2 separate regions of the Homo sapiens genome follow, and region 2 is linked to region 1. Evidence: chromatin loops called from intact Hi-C (ENCODE). Cell type or tissue: Caco-2. All regions are shown on one strand.

The links. Hi-C counts contacts between places; a loop is a spot of excess contacts. Peaks named below come from ENCODE experiments on the same cell type or tissue, not always from the same donor. Only the 100,000 strongest peaks of a DNase experiment are listed, where the experiment ranks them.
Region 2: it touches region 1 in a loop (2.9-fold over the local background); 24 of 110 quality-filtered maps call a loop at or near these places.

Annotation. Positions count from the first base shown.
Region 1 is chr10:21,092,850-21,100,849 of GRCh38, reverse strand. It overlaps a transcript of NEBL not described here. Among named protein-coding and RNA genes, the nearest start is that of NEBL-AS1, 77 kb to the left of the region's middle. RefSeq lists an enhancer at 2,956-3,250. In Caco-2, no CTCF peak of the experiment used is centred here; a DNase peak (open chromatin) is centred at 3,179.
Region 2 is chr10:21,265,357-21,273,356 of GRCh38, reverse strand. It overlaps a transcript of NEBL not described here. Among named protein-coding and RNA genes, the nearest start is that of NEBL-AS1, 95 kb to the right of the region's middle. In Caco-2, a CTCF peak has its summit at 3,218 (motif pointing right); no DNase peak of the experiment used is centred here.

The sequences.
Region 1 (8,000 bases):
ATTGCTGAGTACTTCACTTTTACAATTTTGTGAAGCAGCTGATTTTCATTTCCACTTTTTCACAGGGAAGAAACGGAGTCATGGAAGGATATAGAATGAAGTAGCTCTGTTCAACAAGGAAATCTGTAGCAAAACCAATCCTGGAAACCCAAACTAGGGGTTTGATATCCATCTCTTTGCCCATCAGGTCATATTTCTTTTGGAGAAAATTAGAAATGATCTAAAGAAAAAGGAAGAAAATTGAAGAACTTTCCTCCCCAAGCCCTGTATTAACAGAATCTACATTTTTCTGTTGATTGCACAGAGGTCAGCCCCCCAGGGTTCACGGGAAACTGGACGGCCTCATCCTCAGAGCCATGCTTTGCACTCTTTATCTTTTACACAGGGTGCAAAAGTGTTGCTTAGCAACATCGATTCTTCCAGCTCTAACAACTGCGGCAGCCCGCACAGCTGACAATGGAGCAGAGTTTGCGAGTGAGCTCCTCATTTTTCAGCTTCTTCACTGTGGCGAGAGGGAATAAAGAAAGAAAAGGCAAGTGGGATGAAAGAAACACAGTCAACAGCACAGCGTGGAAAAGGACCGGCTGATGGTGGGGAATGGTCGGGTACCACACATCCCACACACGCTTAGTAAATGCTCGCCAAGAGAATTAAAAGGGGGTGATCACAGCAGCAGAGGTTAATTAGGGAAACTAAAGAGTCAATAGAATGTGATGGCCGGGCAGTCTGGAAATGGAAGTTTTTGACTGAGTGGGTGTCTAAGCACATTCATCCCCTCCCTGTTTTGGGGTTTTGTTTCTTTTTAGGCCAGGTTATTGGGCGTGTTTTTAAGGGAAATAGAAAGGATTGAGGAGGACTTCTTGTTTTTATTTTATTTTATTTTTTTGCAACTCTGTTATTGGCAAACCTAAATAGGGGTTCAACAGTTTCTTATTGAGTTATAAGTGTTTACAAAGATGTTCAGAACAGCCTGCTTTCAAAACTTCAGTGACTGTAATATCTTGGGCTGGCTTCTTTGGCCTTGTTCAACAGAGGAGTGTGCAACAGTGAACACTTGCAACTGATCTGCAACATTCAAGGTGATTTTAATGTTGGAAATACCCTCATTTCCTGGCTCACAGTCTTTCTCCCTCCTTCCATCCTTTCATGGAGATAAAATGGAAGAACATGTGCTGGCCACTCATATGAGATATTTCAAATCTGAGAGATTACAATCTTTCATATCAAATGCAGTTACGGCCCTTTGTAGAGCAGTTTTCTGAAGTGAATCAGATGAGTTTTTCAGAGCTAAAGGAAGTCAAGATGAAATAAATAAAAGCAGAGAGGAAATTGAAAGGGGTGGTGGTTGGGGGAACATATGTTTTCAGATGATATTTTAAAATAGATGGAGAGCTGATGAGACAGAGATACTGAAAACCGACTCCAGATGGCAGGAATAGCAATGGCAAGCTGGTGTGAAGGGACAGAACACAGGCTGGCACCAGACAGGGGAGGACGCGAAAGGAGAGGAGGGAAGCAAGCTGAGCAAAGCAGCCATGTCGGTGGGTGGGCTACTCAGTGTGTGAGGTTATAGAAGAAGAAATGGGAATCATTGAATTCATACCCGTCACTTTTAGTTTAATAATTTACTCAGTAGGTTCATGTCATTTTAAAAAATGATATGTCTATGAAAAAGGTATATATGCTTCACTCTGTTTTGATTTTATTTTTATTTTTAGAGACAGGGTCTTTCTCTGTTACCCAGGCTGGAGTGCAGTGGCACGATCATGGCTCACTGAAGCCGTGAGCTCCTGGGCTCATGCCATCCTACCGCCTTAGCCTTCCGAGTAGATAGGACCGCAGGTGTGTGCCACCATGTCCAGCTATTTTTTTTTTGGTGGGTGTGGTTTCTTGCTGTGATGCCCAGGCTGGTCTCGAACTCCTGGGCTCAAGTGATGTTTCTGGTTCCACCTTACAAATTGTTGGGATTATGAGATTACAGGTGTGAGCCGCCATGCCTGGCTAGATTTATCTCACTTTGATTTCTTTGCTAAACCTGTGGCTACAGGCAAAACAACTGTTCAAGTGAGAGGCCATGGGGGAAAGCTGGCCAGAGGAGGACTTCCTTAATTTTTTTTGTTTTCTATATACATTCAGCTTATGATGATACATATGTATATAGGAGTGTATTTATGCGCTCCTGTAACAATCTTGTAGGACACCAAATGAACTGAGTTTATCTTCATGGATTGATTGGGAAGGGAGGAATTTTTAAGAGAGGGAATTGAGAAACAAGAAATTATTCCAGGTCTAGCAGTAAGATGTCCAGAATGGCTTCTCATTACTAAGGGAGGTAGAACAAGTCACCCCTATTTCTGTGTGAAAAGATGCAGTTTTATTTGCATAATAATTATTAAATACCATTGGGTTTCCTGAGTCTGCATTTGGTACCATATTTCAATTCAATGAGCATTTATTGATGACCTGCTGTGTGATAGGAAGAGTTGTAGGGCTGCAAAGAGGAAAGAGTCATAGTTTGATCTTTGTCTTTTGTGTGGATGCGTGAAAATGTCTCCTTTCATTTCTGCACTCTCTGTGTGACAGTGTGTGTGAATGTGTACAAGTGTGTGTACGTATGTGTGCACGTGTGAGTGAGAATGTGTGTGTATGTGAATGAGTGTGTGTGTGTGTTGCTATCCTCCTACATGAAAGGGCCCTGCAGCTTTAGCCCTATTGCTGTTATAAATTCATATCCACTCACATTTTTGCCTCTTTTCAGTAGACCCATTGTTACTGATTTCATCCTTTTGCAACATTTAGATAATTGTTGTTATCAGCACTTAGCTACCAGGGTTACAGAAAACATCAAGATTCAAAAGGAGATTATTACGAATGTTCATTTCACGTAGGGTCACAAATTACAGCAGTAACACTTGTCTAGACCATTAAACAAGGAAAAAAATTGGTATACAGAAGGTGACTGCCCTTGTGCTACTAGAGTCTTTCTCATGGAGCTGTGACTATTACATCCATAAAAAAGTCCAATGTCTTCATTTATTGGGCGGTTCCTGTCGTGTTTCAGGGGAATGACAATCATTTCAGTTGTGGTGATTGAAGTCGTTGCTTTGGGTAGCTTGCATTCCAGTTTCATCAGAAATTGACCGAGACTTATCTTTTCTGTTTACACTTCTCTTGGACTTCTTTCATTTGTTCTTGTAGCTTGCCATGGAAACCTGTTTGTAAATCTTTTGTGGGTAATGATGTAACCAGAATAGTACAGGCAGAGCCCAGGGCCTGGCAATATACAAAATGACTCATTTAAGCCATGCTGAAATGGAGGTCAGCCTATTGCTATAGAAAACAGAAAGGACACACCATTGTATTGAGCTCATTTTATTTATGTATTTTTTTGGGGACAGAGTCTCACTCTGTTGCCCAGCCTGGAGTGCAATGGTGTGATCTCGGCTCACTGCAACCTCCACCTCCCGGGTTCAAGTGATTCTCCTGCCTCAGCCTCCTGAGTTGCTGAGATTACAGGCGCCCGCCACCATACCTGGCTAATTTTTGTATTTTTAGTACAGACAGGGTTTCACAATGTTGGTCAGGCTGGTCTCGAACCCCTGACCTTGTGATCTGCCCCACCCCCCCCCCGGACCTCCCAAAGTGCTGGGATTACAGGCGTGAGCCACCGCACCTGGCCGGATATTGAGCTCATTTTATTTGCAAAGAGGCAATGAATAATTATTATAAATTTTATTTGGAAACAATAAAGTATTAGGAGAGTGGAGGTGAAAATTTCCAAAGTAGTGGTATCTGGGAAGGTAAAACTCCTACAAGTGTATTTAAATAAAATATAAGCCAGGAAATATTACCTTTTTTTTTTAAGGATGCCTTGGAGATTTTTGATTGAGCCTTTTTGTAATAGAGAAGGGTAGAGGAATTTGTGGGGAGCTCAGATGAAATAGCTGGGTCTAGAGTGATGCAAAAAGGAGAGATAAGTTAATGAAAGAAAGACCAATGTGATGAAACTAGCCAAAATCTATGTTAAAAAGATATACACTCAGGCCGGGCCTGATGGCTCATACCTGTAATCCTGTCGCAGCTGAGGGAGGAGGATTGCTTGAGACCAGGAGTATGAGACTAGCTTGGGCAACATAGTGAGACTTCACCTCTATAAAAAATTGTAAAAATTAGCCAGACATGGTGGTGAGCATCTGTGGTCCCAGCTACTGGGAAAACTGAGGCAGGAGGGTTGCATGAGCCCAGGAGCTTGAGGCTTTAGTGAACTATGATCAGGTCACTGCTCTCCAGCATGGGTGACAGACTGAGACCCTGTCTCAAAACACACACACACACACACACACACACACACACACACACACTCAAAACCAAGTTGCTCTAAAGCCCGTGTAAACATTCTGTTTTTTTTCTTTAAATAAACTCTTTAATAAAAGGGCTTTTAAACAACTTCTTCAGGCTAATCTAAGATACTAGCCTCAACAGTATTTTTGAGAAGCGAGTTTTATATGCAAATTGTATTATGGTTTATATTCCATGTATATCCAACAAGGGGAATTAGCTGACTGAGGATGAGAATAGGGAAAGGCAGGGAATCAAAGGACAGTGGGAAGAGAGAGGGAAGGACGAGGATCCTAGAACTCAGTGGTATTGAAGTCCACAGTAGTGTTTGTTTCTTTCCATGTATGCTTTTTCCACTCCAAGTCACAATATTAACAACAGGATTATTTTGACATATTACATTTCTCTTTAGGGGAAAATAAATGGACATGCTTATGGGATCTATTTAATCCTATTTAAAGCCTAAAGCACAGCATCACTATTGTGTGTAATGTTACATTTCGAATGTTAGAGCCAGAGGATAATCTGGTCTAACTTTTTCATTTTACTGACTAGGAAGCTGCAACCTACCAAGGTTAAATGACTTATCCAGTCTAGTTAGGGGATTTGTAGAGCTCAGAACCCAGGTTTTCTTACATTCTAGTTCCGTCATCTTTTGAACAGTACTAAGAGGACTCATGGATGAGGGAGGCATGAGAGAGATAACCCCAAGTCTTCCTTGTCATTTTCTCAAAAAGCTGAAGGGAATATATTACATCTCATTGCATCAAGATGAAGCTAACCAGTGACTAGGAGACAGATGCCACTGAGATGTCCCTTTCTCTCTGAGCACCAAGTGCCCCAAATTCAGATTTAAGATGAATTGATTTCAAAAACCTTCAAGATTTAATAGAAAATTGCCATTCTTGTTTGGACTCTACTTACATTAAAATCACATCCTAAATAATCCGATTAGCTTCAAAATCCTTAAGCTTAACAGTTTAAATAGCAGTTTAGTGATTTGGTTTTAAAAGGTACAGTTATGCTAATAGCACCGTTTAACACCCTTAACTCAGCATTTCCCAAAAGTTTAGTGATTTAGAATTTTAAAATTCTACATCGAAGGGAATCTGTAGTTGGTCCTGGCCATCTTTCCTTGTCAACGGTCATCACTCTGACCATGTTCGTCTTATCTTTTATCTGCTTTTCTTAGGCTAGAATTTCCCTGGTTCCATCACTACCTGGGCCAAATGTCTTTACCTTTTACCACTCCCTAGATAACTCCCTGTTGGATGGAACTTTTGTGAGGGTCAGCTTTCAGGGCAGGGGTTCTGAAATCTTAGTGGACTTATGAACAGTCTAGAGAGCTGATTCATGGGCCCCACCTCTAGATTCTGATATGGTTGGTTGGTCTGAGATGAGGCCTTGGAATGTGAATTGGAAACAAACCTTTCTATCTAAGTGAGTTCTCAATGGGATGCAGGTGGTTCCCAGATCATAATGCTTAGTGGTGTCAGATTTTGAATACACTACTATGGATATAGGCACACCTACACTTTGGATCCCTTCACCTAATTATAGGGAGCGTTTTCTGTGTTCTGTCTGTTGGCCCAAGGATTTTCTTCACCATCACCTGGGAAACTATGACGAGAGGGTTCTAGTCTCTCCTACGATACTGCCATTCTTCCAATTGCTGAATCTGGTTCGGTGAAATTAATTTTACAATGTGAGACTTAGAAGCAAAGAGGTGACCTTGCTTTGTCATCTGATGTTAACAGGAGTCTGTAATATTCATGCCACCACCCAAGAGTCCCATTTACAAAGGAGCAGACTTCTGGTCTTCTTTAGCCTTTTTTGTTTCTTCCAACAAAAATCCAGGCTGGAGTGGATTAGGGCAATCTCAGCTCACTGAAACCTCTGCCTCCCAGGCTCAAGTGATTCCCTTGCTTCAGCCTCCGAGTAGCTGGGATTACAGGCACTCCACCACCACATCTGGCTAATTTTTTTTTTTTTTTTTTTTTTTTTTTTTTTTTGAGACGGAGTCTCGCTGTCTCCCAGGCTGGAGTGCAGTGGCACAATCTCGGCTCACTGCAAGCTCCGCCTCTGTGGTTCACGCCATTCTCCTGCCTCAGCCTCCCAAGTAGCTGGGACTACAGGCGCCTGCCACTGCACCCGGCTAATTTTTTATATTTTTAGTAGAGACGGGGTTTCACCGTATTAGCCAGGATGGTCTCGATCTCCTGACCTCGTGATCCGCCCACCTCGGCCTCCCAAAGTGCTGGGATTACAGGCGTGAGCCACCGTCTCCGGCCTACACCTGGCTAATTTTTATATTTCTAGTAGAGATGGGGTTTTGCCATGTTGGCCAGGCTGGTCTTGAACTCCTGACCTCAAGTGATCCTCCCACTTCAGCCTCCCAAAGTGTTGGCATTACAAGCGTGAGCTACCACACCCAGCCCGGTCTTTTTTAGACTCTTAAGGACCCATAAGAACAAATTAAGTTGAGTAGTGATGCTTAATGTGTCAAACCACAGATAAATATAGTTTTCTATGGAAAGCTTAGAATGGAAAATAGTCTTTCACAAAAACGACAAAATGTTTTCTGGTTCCCGCAAAAAATATCTCTGTAGAAAAGAAGGTCAGTGAGAACTTTGTGTGATTCATGGATCATGAGTAACACATGCAATGAAGGCTAAGGAAACCAGTCTAGGACATTTTTATAAAAGATTTTCACAAGAAATGTATTGATTTGTTTACGAAGCAGTAGATTTTTCAGGATAAAATATTGTTCTCCTCTTCCAGTGGATGAGCTTAGATATACCTGAACAAGACAGAGATCTGTGGATACATGAGCTGAAGACATTCTGTATGTCTTTTCCTTTTCTTGGTTCTACCAACTCTTAATCTTGAAGAAAGCACTTAAAATGCTGTGACCCCCATCTGGTTGCATATTCTTTCTCCTGTTTCAGCTTGTTGGCAAGACTGGAAATTTGGAGATGGCATTCAGTTTACACAAGCTTAGCAGCTTATGAACACTGATGGATTTTTTCAGTGCCGATGGAGGGACTGATGAACTTGGCTTTGGGCGTCTGGTTCCCTTGACTTGATGGGTGAGAGGAGGAGACAGAGCAAGCCAAGAGAGATGACAGTCTCCCTTCTCCAGCCCATTTCTTTTTTTCTCACCTATAAAATTTTGTCCAACTCATGGTCCTATGATAAAATGCGTCCAATGCTTCTGGGCTGGTGGACCCTGGCACTACCATTCATGTCTTTCCCAAATACTTATCCTCTGAGTCACCCAGGCAGAAACAGCCAAGTGAAAAGATACCATATCTTGAAGAATCTTCATTTGGCTCTGCTAAAATGGAAAAAAAAAAAAAAAGACTTGTTGCTAAATGAATAAAAGTACTCTTAAAAAATTATTTCCTCTTTTCTCCTTGGTAGATACGCAAGAAGCCAAGAACAAAAATAAAATACAATAAATTGTACAAGGCAATTTAGATTTTCATTATTCTCTTGTCATAAACTGTTCCCACATCAGAGAAAATATACTGTGAGTCCACTTTGGATCCTGTCCATATGGGCTAGCTACTGAAAGTTCCAGAAAGACTTTAGAGTAATATAATTTCACAAGTTGCTTGGCATGGGTCTCTGATGGACAGGCTGGGAAAGCTGATAACATA
Region 2 (8,000 bases), 170 kb before region 1:
ATTTCCCTGAAGCTCAATTCCCTCTTTCTCTTGGAGACCAGCTCTCCAAGGGAGAAATCTGCTGCTTGGGATCCTTCCTCCTGTTGAAATTTTACAGGTTGGTGCTCAAAGGTATAAATAGTGTCTTAGATGTGGTTGGTTTAGAGCAGATATGAGAGGGGCGAGAGGGAACTCTCACCTCCCCACAAACTGCCCTTCTATTAACCTCCTCCGAGGGCCCACAAGCTCCCAACCCTGTGGCTGTCCAATTTCATCATGTGGAACCTCCAATCAAGTAGATGACTCCAGTTGTCTTTGGTGAGCAGCTGCCAAGTCACATTTCCTCTTTCCTGTACCTAGATTTTTGTTTGTTTGTTTTGGTTGGGGCGGGGTGGCAGAGTAAGAAGGAGCCTTGTCTATTCTGTACATCCAAGAAGAGAGATGGCCAGCATGATCCTGGCTTCAAGGGACAATTTATCTTGCCATTTTATGGCACAATGACCATGATGGACATAATATCAATAAAGCAAAAAATGCACGCTCAACTGTCCAGGGAGGAGGAAGATAAAGGACAGTAAGAGCAACTAATAATGATTCACAGTTGACACTCCTCTTTCACTCCAATGATCTCATTGATTTTTTAAGATAATGCTGCAAGAGAGCTATTAATATACTCAATTTACAGATGCAAAAAGCAACTTGTAGATATTGCTCAAATGCCACACAGCTATCAAACGGAGGATCTGGAGCAAGAACCCCTGGTGTTTTGTTATTTATGTATTTATTTATTTGACATGGTCTTGCTCTGCTGCCCAGGCTGGAGTGCAGTGGTGTGATCATAGCTCACTGTAACCTCAAACTTCTGGCCTCAGTTGATCCTCTTACCTCAGCCTCGTGAGTAGCTGAGACTACAGATGTGCACCATCATGCCTGGCTAATTCAAAAATTTTTGGTTTTGTATAGACAGGATCTTGCTATTTTGCCCAGGCTGGTATTAAACTTCTGGCCTCAAGCGATCCTCCATCTTGGCCTCCCAAAGTGCTGAGATTAAAGGTGTGAGCCACTACAGCAGGTGTATTTGTTTATTTTTGACACGTAAAAATTTTTTATATTTGCCGGGTGCGGTGGCTTACGCCTGTAATTCCAGCACTTTGGGAGGCCGAGGTGGGTGGATAACGAGGTCAGGAGATCGAGACCATCCTGGCTAACATGGTGAAACCCCGTCTCTACTAAAAAAAAAAAAAAAAAAAAAAAAAAAATTAACCAAGTGTGGTGGCGGGTGCCTGTAGACCCAGCTACTCAGGAGGCTGAAGAATGGTGTGAACCTGGGAGGCGGAACTTGCAGTGAGCTGAGATTACACCACTGCACTCCAGCCTGGGTGACAGAGTGAGACTCCATCTCAAAAAAAAAATTGTTTCTATTTAAGATGTACAATGTGATGTTTTGATATATGTATATGCACTATGAAGTGATTACCACAATTAACATATCCATCACTTCATATAGTTACTATTCTTTTGTGTGTGGTGGGAACATTTAAGATCTATTCTCGGCAGGGCGCAGTGGCTCACGCCTGTAATCCTAGCACTTTGGGAGGCTGACGCGGGTGGATCACTTGAGGCGAGGAGCTCAAGACCAGCCTGGCTATCATGGTGAAACCCCGTCTCTACTAAAAATACAAAAATCAGCCAGGCGTGGTGGCGGGTGCCCATTGTCCCAGCTGCTCAGGAGGTTGAGGCAGGAGAATCGCTTGAACCTGGGAGGTGGAGGTTGCAGTGAGCCGAGATCGTAATATTGCATTCCAGCCTGGATGACAAAGTGGAACTCCATCTAGAAAAAAAAAAAAAAAAGATCTGTTTACTATTCTCTTAGTAGTTTCAAGTATACAAACATTATTATCGACTATAGCTACCACGTTGTACATGAAACCCGGAATATGTTAATCTTGTAACTAAAATTTTGTAACCTTTCACCAACATCTTTATTTCGTCTGCCCTCCAGCCGCTAGCAACCACCTCTCTACTCTCTACTTCCAGGAGTTCAACTTCTTGAGAACCTGTTTAGGAGTCGAAGTTTTAGAGTTTGTTTAGAAGTTTACGTGAGATCATGCAGTATTTGTCTCTCTGTGTCTAGCTTATTTCACTTAGCATAACATCCTCTAGGTTCATTCATGTTGTTGCAAATGGCAGGATTTCCTTATTTTTTAAGGCTGTATAATATTCCATTGTATATATGCCACATTTTCTTGATCTAGTCATTGGTCTATGGACTTCTATGTTGTTTCCATATCTTGGTTATTGTGAATAATGCTTCAGTGAACACAAGAGTGGAGATATAAATTCCTTTGGATATATACCTAGAAGTGAGATTGCTGGATGATATGGTAATTCTATTTTCAGTCTTTTGAGGAACTGACATACTGTTTTCCATAATGGCTGTACCAATTTACAGTCTCACCAACAGAGATGAGGAGATCCCTGGGATTTTGTCCCCAAATTCTGTACACTTGCAGTTGCACATTCTGTTCTCTTTAATGTACATATCCATACGTTGTGTGAATTATTCGGTCCTGGACAAGTCGTTATTGAGAACCCACTAAGATAGTAGGAAGTATGAGGTATAAAAAAGAGTTGAACGACTTGTCCTCAAGGAGTTCATGACCTGCTGGGGTGAGATAAGATCTATATACCAAACAATTTAAAAATTATGGGCTGGGCGCGGTGGCTCACACCTGTAATCCCAACACTTCGGGAGGCCAAGGTGGGCAGACCACTTGAGGTCAGGATTTCGAGACCAGCCTGGCCAACATGGTGAAACCCCATCTCTACTAAAAATGCAAAAAATTAGCTGAGTGTGGTGGCGCACACCTGTAATCCCAGCTACATGGGAGGCTGAGGCAGGAGAATCACTTGAACTCAGGAGGTGGAAGTTGCAGTGAGCCAAGATCACATCATTGCACTGCAGCCTGGGTGACAGAGTGAGACTCTGTCTCAAAAAAAAAAAAAAAATATGGAAAATAGTCTCAGACTCTATCAGATTATAAGAGTTTTATGACAGTCTAGGAGGGCTATACCAATTTGGAGATGTGCAGCTTAATTGAAGATGCTTAATAGAAGAAACTTCTGTGGTTTACGATAATTTCTGAGTAATTTAGCACAATTAAGAAATTAATATTTCTCACAGAGGGATGACAGAAACTGTAGGGGAGTTGCAGTATCATTTATGTCCACCAGATGATGCCACCATTCAGTGGAATTCCAGAGTTTTGCTTTGGGGATACAAGTACAGTTGTGGTTAAATTCAAGATGATGTCTAGAAAGATATTTTAACCTGTTTCAGACATAAATAATTTTCTTACTGCAATTTTACATGGAGTTCATGCACAGAAGCAATAGAGAATTTGAAAACAAACAAAGAACTCCTCAAATTTCTTTCAGGTTAATTCCGTACATTGACCCATTTTCCTAGCTGGGTCTTAACCACTTTTTTGTATTTGCTCTAAGTCAAGTGACAATGAGATTAATAGAAGGTGGCAGAGAGCTGTGCCTGGAGACCCAGTCTGGTAGGGAAGACCACCACCTTAGAGGTAAACTTCTTCCTCTATTAGGCATTTACTCTCACTATATATGCAAATATATTCCCTACAGCAAATCTCCATAAACAACAGATTCAGCCCAGTGGAAAAGCCAGTATGGACAGCCTGATGCAATTATATTCAGCATTAATGAACTGTGGGCTTCATCCTAATGTGTTGATATTTAGTAATCTTTGATAATGAAAGAGGGTGTAGCCTTTGAAGTCAAAGTGTCTGATGCTGCTGCATAGTTCTAACCACGAACGTTCATTATTTTGTTTGACAAATTGGCCTGCTTTGGAATATTAAACACTCAGTCTTTAGAGTGCGAAGAAGATAAAAGCAACTCTGTTTGTTGTGCTCATCGAGACTATTTCCCAAGAAGCCCAAAGCTCTTATAAGGTTTTATCTGGGAGATCCCATCTCTACGAATCTGCCTTCATCTCTCTGGAGGTGGCTGTGACAGGCATGTTCATTTGCACTCTCATTTAGGGGGAGGAGGGCCCAATTTCTTTGGCCCAGGCTGCCTCGGCCAGCCCTTGGAGTTCAGCATCTGCTGTTGTTGTACACAACCAACCCCTCTTAGAGGACTCAGAAGGCCCCTGGGTACCAGAGGGCCAAGACACTTAGGAATGCCCTCATGGAAAGCCACAATGGGAGAAGATGGGACAAGTGTCTTCCATTGCTCTGTTGTGCCCAGCAGGAAATGGGGATCCCCACAGTGCTTCTTTGGCATTCTTGTGAGACACTCTGCTCTGGCGGTGGTCAAACCACAATGGAGATGCGATGATCAGTCAATAATGATTATGATTAAAGTACCTAAGCTAAGATCCCTTAGGTACTTATGCTCTAGGGATTATACACACTGCTCTGGATGTTTTATTTTAACTCATACGATCACCTTATGAGTTGTATGCCAATTGTAATCCACCCTATCTTCTTGTTTCCAAAGTCTCTTAAATTTTTTTAAATTTTTTTGGCCAGGTGCAGTGGCTCATGCCTGTAATCCCAGCACTTTGGGAGGCCGAGGCGGGTGGATCACTTGAGGTCAGAAGTTCGAGACCAGCCTGGCCAACATGGTGAAACTCTGTCTCTATTGAAAAATACAGAATTTAACCAGACATGGTGGCACGTGTCTGTAATCTCAGCTACTTGGGAGGCTGAGGCAGGAGAATTGCATGAACCTGGGAGGCAGAGGTTGCAGTGAGCCGAGATCACACCACTGCACTCCAGCCTGGGTGACAGAGCAAGATACCATCTCCCAAAAAAAAAAAAAAATTAAATTAAAATTTTTATTTTTAATGTATTTTTTACTCTTTAGAGATAGAGCCTTGCTCTGTTGCCCAGGCTGGAGCACAGTGGCATGAACACAGCTCTCTGCAGCCTCAAACTCTTGGGCTCAGGCGATCCTCCTGCCTTAGCCTCCCAAGTAGCTGGGACTACAGGTGCATACCACCATGCCACTATGCTAGGCTAACTTTTTAAAATTATTTTTCGAAGAGACAGGGGTCTTGCTTTATTGTGCAGGCTGGTCTTGAACTCCTGTCCTCAACTGATCCTCCTGCCTCAGCCTCCCAAAGTGCTGGGATTACAGGCATAATCCCACGTCCAGCTTCAGTTGCCGCAGTCTTGATTTTGTAGTTTCCACTCTCTTTTGAGTGGTCACATGCAGTGAGAGGAGGTATTTCAAACACCAGGACTGACTCCTGGTTGGTCTAAGACCAAGGCAATCCTAGGAGTCTTGGTTTATGAATGAGCATGCAGTTGGGGCGCCACACATCGGTGTTCATGTTGCACACAGTCCGAAGGTACCACACCTAAGAGGGCATCATTCACATCATACACATACATTAACTGACAAGAGTGCTCAGGCATGAAGCTTCTGACCTTCTGGCTGAATTATAGAGCAGCTCTGTCCCATAGATCTTTCTGTGTTGATGAAAATGTTCTTTTGAATACAACAGACACTAGCCACATGTAGCTACTGAGCACTTGAAGTGTGGCCAGTACAACTGACGAACAAATGAATTTTTGATTTTATTTAATTTTAACTAATTTAATATTAAATTGAAATAGCATTATGTGGCTGATGGTTGCCATATTGGACCATGCAGTTTTAGATCATAAATCCCTCTCAGCATCTTCCATTGAGACCACACTGTCGGGAACATGTACACACACAATCACTCCCAAATTCAACCAGAGGGGTGTCTCCAAGGAGAAGTCTTGCGTGAGAAAGAGGATCCCATCTCCAGTTTGCATAAAGGCAAAGTGTAGGCCCACAGCAGCCCTGACTGTGATCCATGTCTCCACAACGAGGGTGGGAAGAAAGTGCTTCTGGGAAAAGTTTTTTTTCCCAACTATCCAAATAAGACACATCAGAACAGCAGCCTGGGCATGGTGGCTCATGCCTGTAATCCCAGCACTTTGGGAGGCCGAGGTGGGCAGATCACTTGAGGTCAGGAGTTTGAGACCAGCCTGGCCAACATGGCAAAACCCTGTCTTTACTGAAAAAACAAAAATTAGAGGCCAGGTGTGGTGGCTCATGCCTGTAATCCCAGCACTTTGGGAGGCCGAGGTGGGCGGATCACCTGAGGTCAGGAGTTTGAGACTGGCCTGGCCAATGTGGTGAAACCCCATCTTTATTAAAAATACAAAAAATTACCTGGGCATGGTGGCGAGCACCTGTAATCCCATCTACTCGGGAGGCTGAGGCAGGAGAATTGCTGGGACCTGGCAAGTGGAGGTTGCAGTGAGCCGAGATCGCGCCGTTGCACTCCAGTCTGAGTGACAGAGTGAGACTCCGTCTGAAAAAAACAAAAAACAAAAAAAACCCCAAATAAACAAAAAAAACAAAAATTATCCAGTCATGGTGGTGCACACCTGTAATCCCAGCTACTCTGGAGGCTGAGGCAGCAAATTGCTTGAACCCGGGAGGCAGAGGTTGCAGTAAGCTGAGATCATGCCACTGCACTCCAGCCTGAGTGACACAGTGAGACTCTGTCTCCAAAACAAGCCCCTCAAACTCCATCAATTGAAAACCAAGGCTGGGATTTTCTCCCTTGCTGAAATTGAGAGATGCTCACCTTAGTGCTTCCCCTGAGGATTCTGGGCTGTTTGAAAAGAGACACAGGCATCTGAAAAGAGTCCCCCCAGGGAGCACCGTGTGGATCCACGGGCAAACCAAGGCTTCTCAGGACATCCTCTTAAGATTCGACCCTGGGACTCAGGTGAGGGAAGAGCCTCATGCAGTGTGGGTGTGGGGAATTGGGGCCTGCCTTGAGCAGCATCTTCCATTGAGTATTCGCTAAGTCAGTGCTTGCAGCAATGTTTTAGAACGTTAACTACCGTGAGTAATGAGCTGTATGAGTGGTGGCTCATGCCTGTAATCCTAACACTTTGGGAGGCCAAGTTGGGTGGGTTGCTTGAGCTCAGGAGTTCGAGACTAGCCTGGGCAACATGGCGAAACTCTGTCTCTACCAAAAATACAAAAATTAGCCGGGCATGGTGGTGTGCACCTGTGGTCCCAGCTACTCGGGAGGCTAAGGTGGGAGAATCACCTGAGTCTGGGAGGCAGAGGTTGCAGTGAGCCTGAGATCACATCACTGCAGTCCAGCCTGGATGACAGAGTGAGACCCCATCTCAACAAAACAAAAACAAAAAGAAACTAGCAAAAAAGAAAAAAAAAATCAGCATACCTGGTGATCGATCAGATATGGGGGGCAGCAGGATCGAGGGGCTTTTCCACTGGTCTGCAGGGGCAGCCAGAGGTGCTGAAGAATTAATGCTCCTAGAAGCAATTTTTAACCAATGACGGATTAGAGTCTGTTGATAAATACTCCAACTTCTTCACCCTTGGTTGGGATAACTCCAAGGTGTGTTCTACACAAGGGCTCAGCAAACTAAATCCCAAGGACCAAATCCAGCCACCACCCATTTTGTAAAAAAGTGTTATTGGAACACAGCCATGATCATTTGTTTACATATGGTCTATGACTGTCTTCACATTCCAGTGGTAGAGTTGAGTAGTTGTGACAGAGACTGCCTGGCTTGGAAAGCCAAAAATATTTACTGTCTGGGCTTTTCAGAAAAGCGTACTGTTGCCTGTTTTATACAGTTTCCCAGGTTCCAGGTGGGACTGAGCTTCAGGTGCCCACAGTGGCCACTTTGATAACGCACTATTGGCTTTCTTCCCTTTCCTGTTTCACTTCTCCTCTCTTCTATTATAAACTATGTGCCCTTGAATTATTGCATCAAAACCTGCTTCTGAGGGAATTCAACCAATACAGTCACACAGCAATCAGAAATACTTAAGGCTTCTTAAATTCAAAGACTATTTTTTGGGGTATGATGGTGCTCACCATACGCAGTGAGATTAGTAGTGATAAAACCTGTGATGGGGTTTTGCAGCGTGAGAGTAAGAGGCTGCTGTGGTTTGAATGTTGG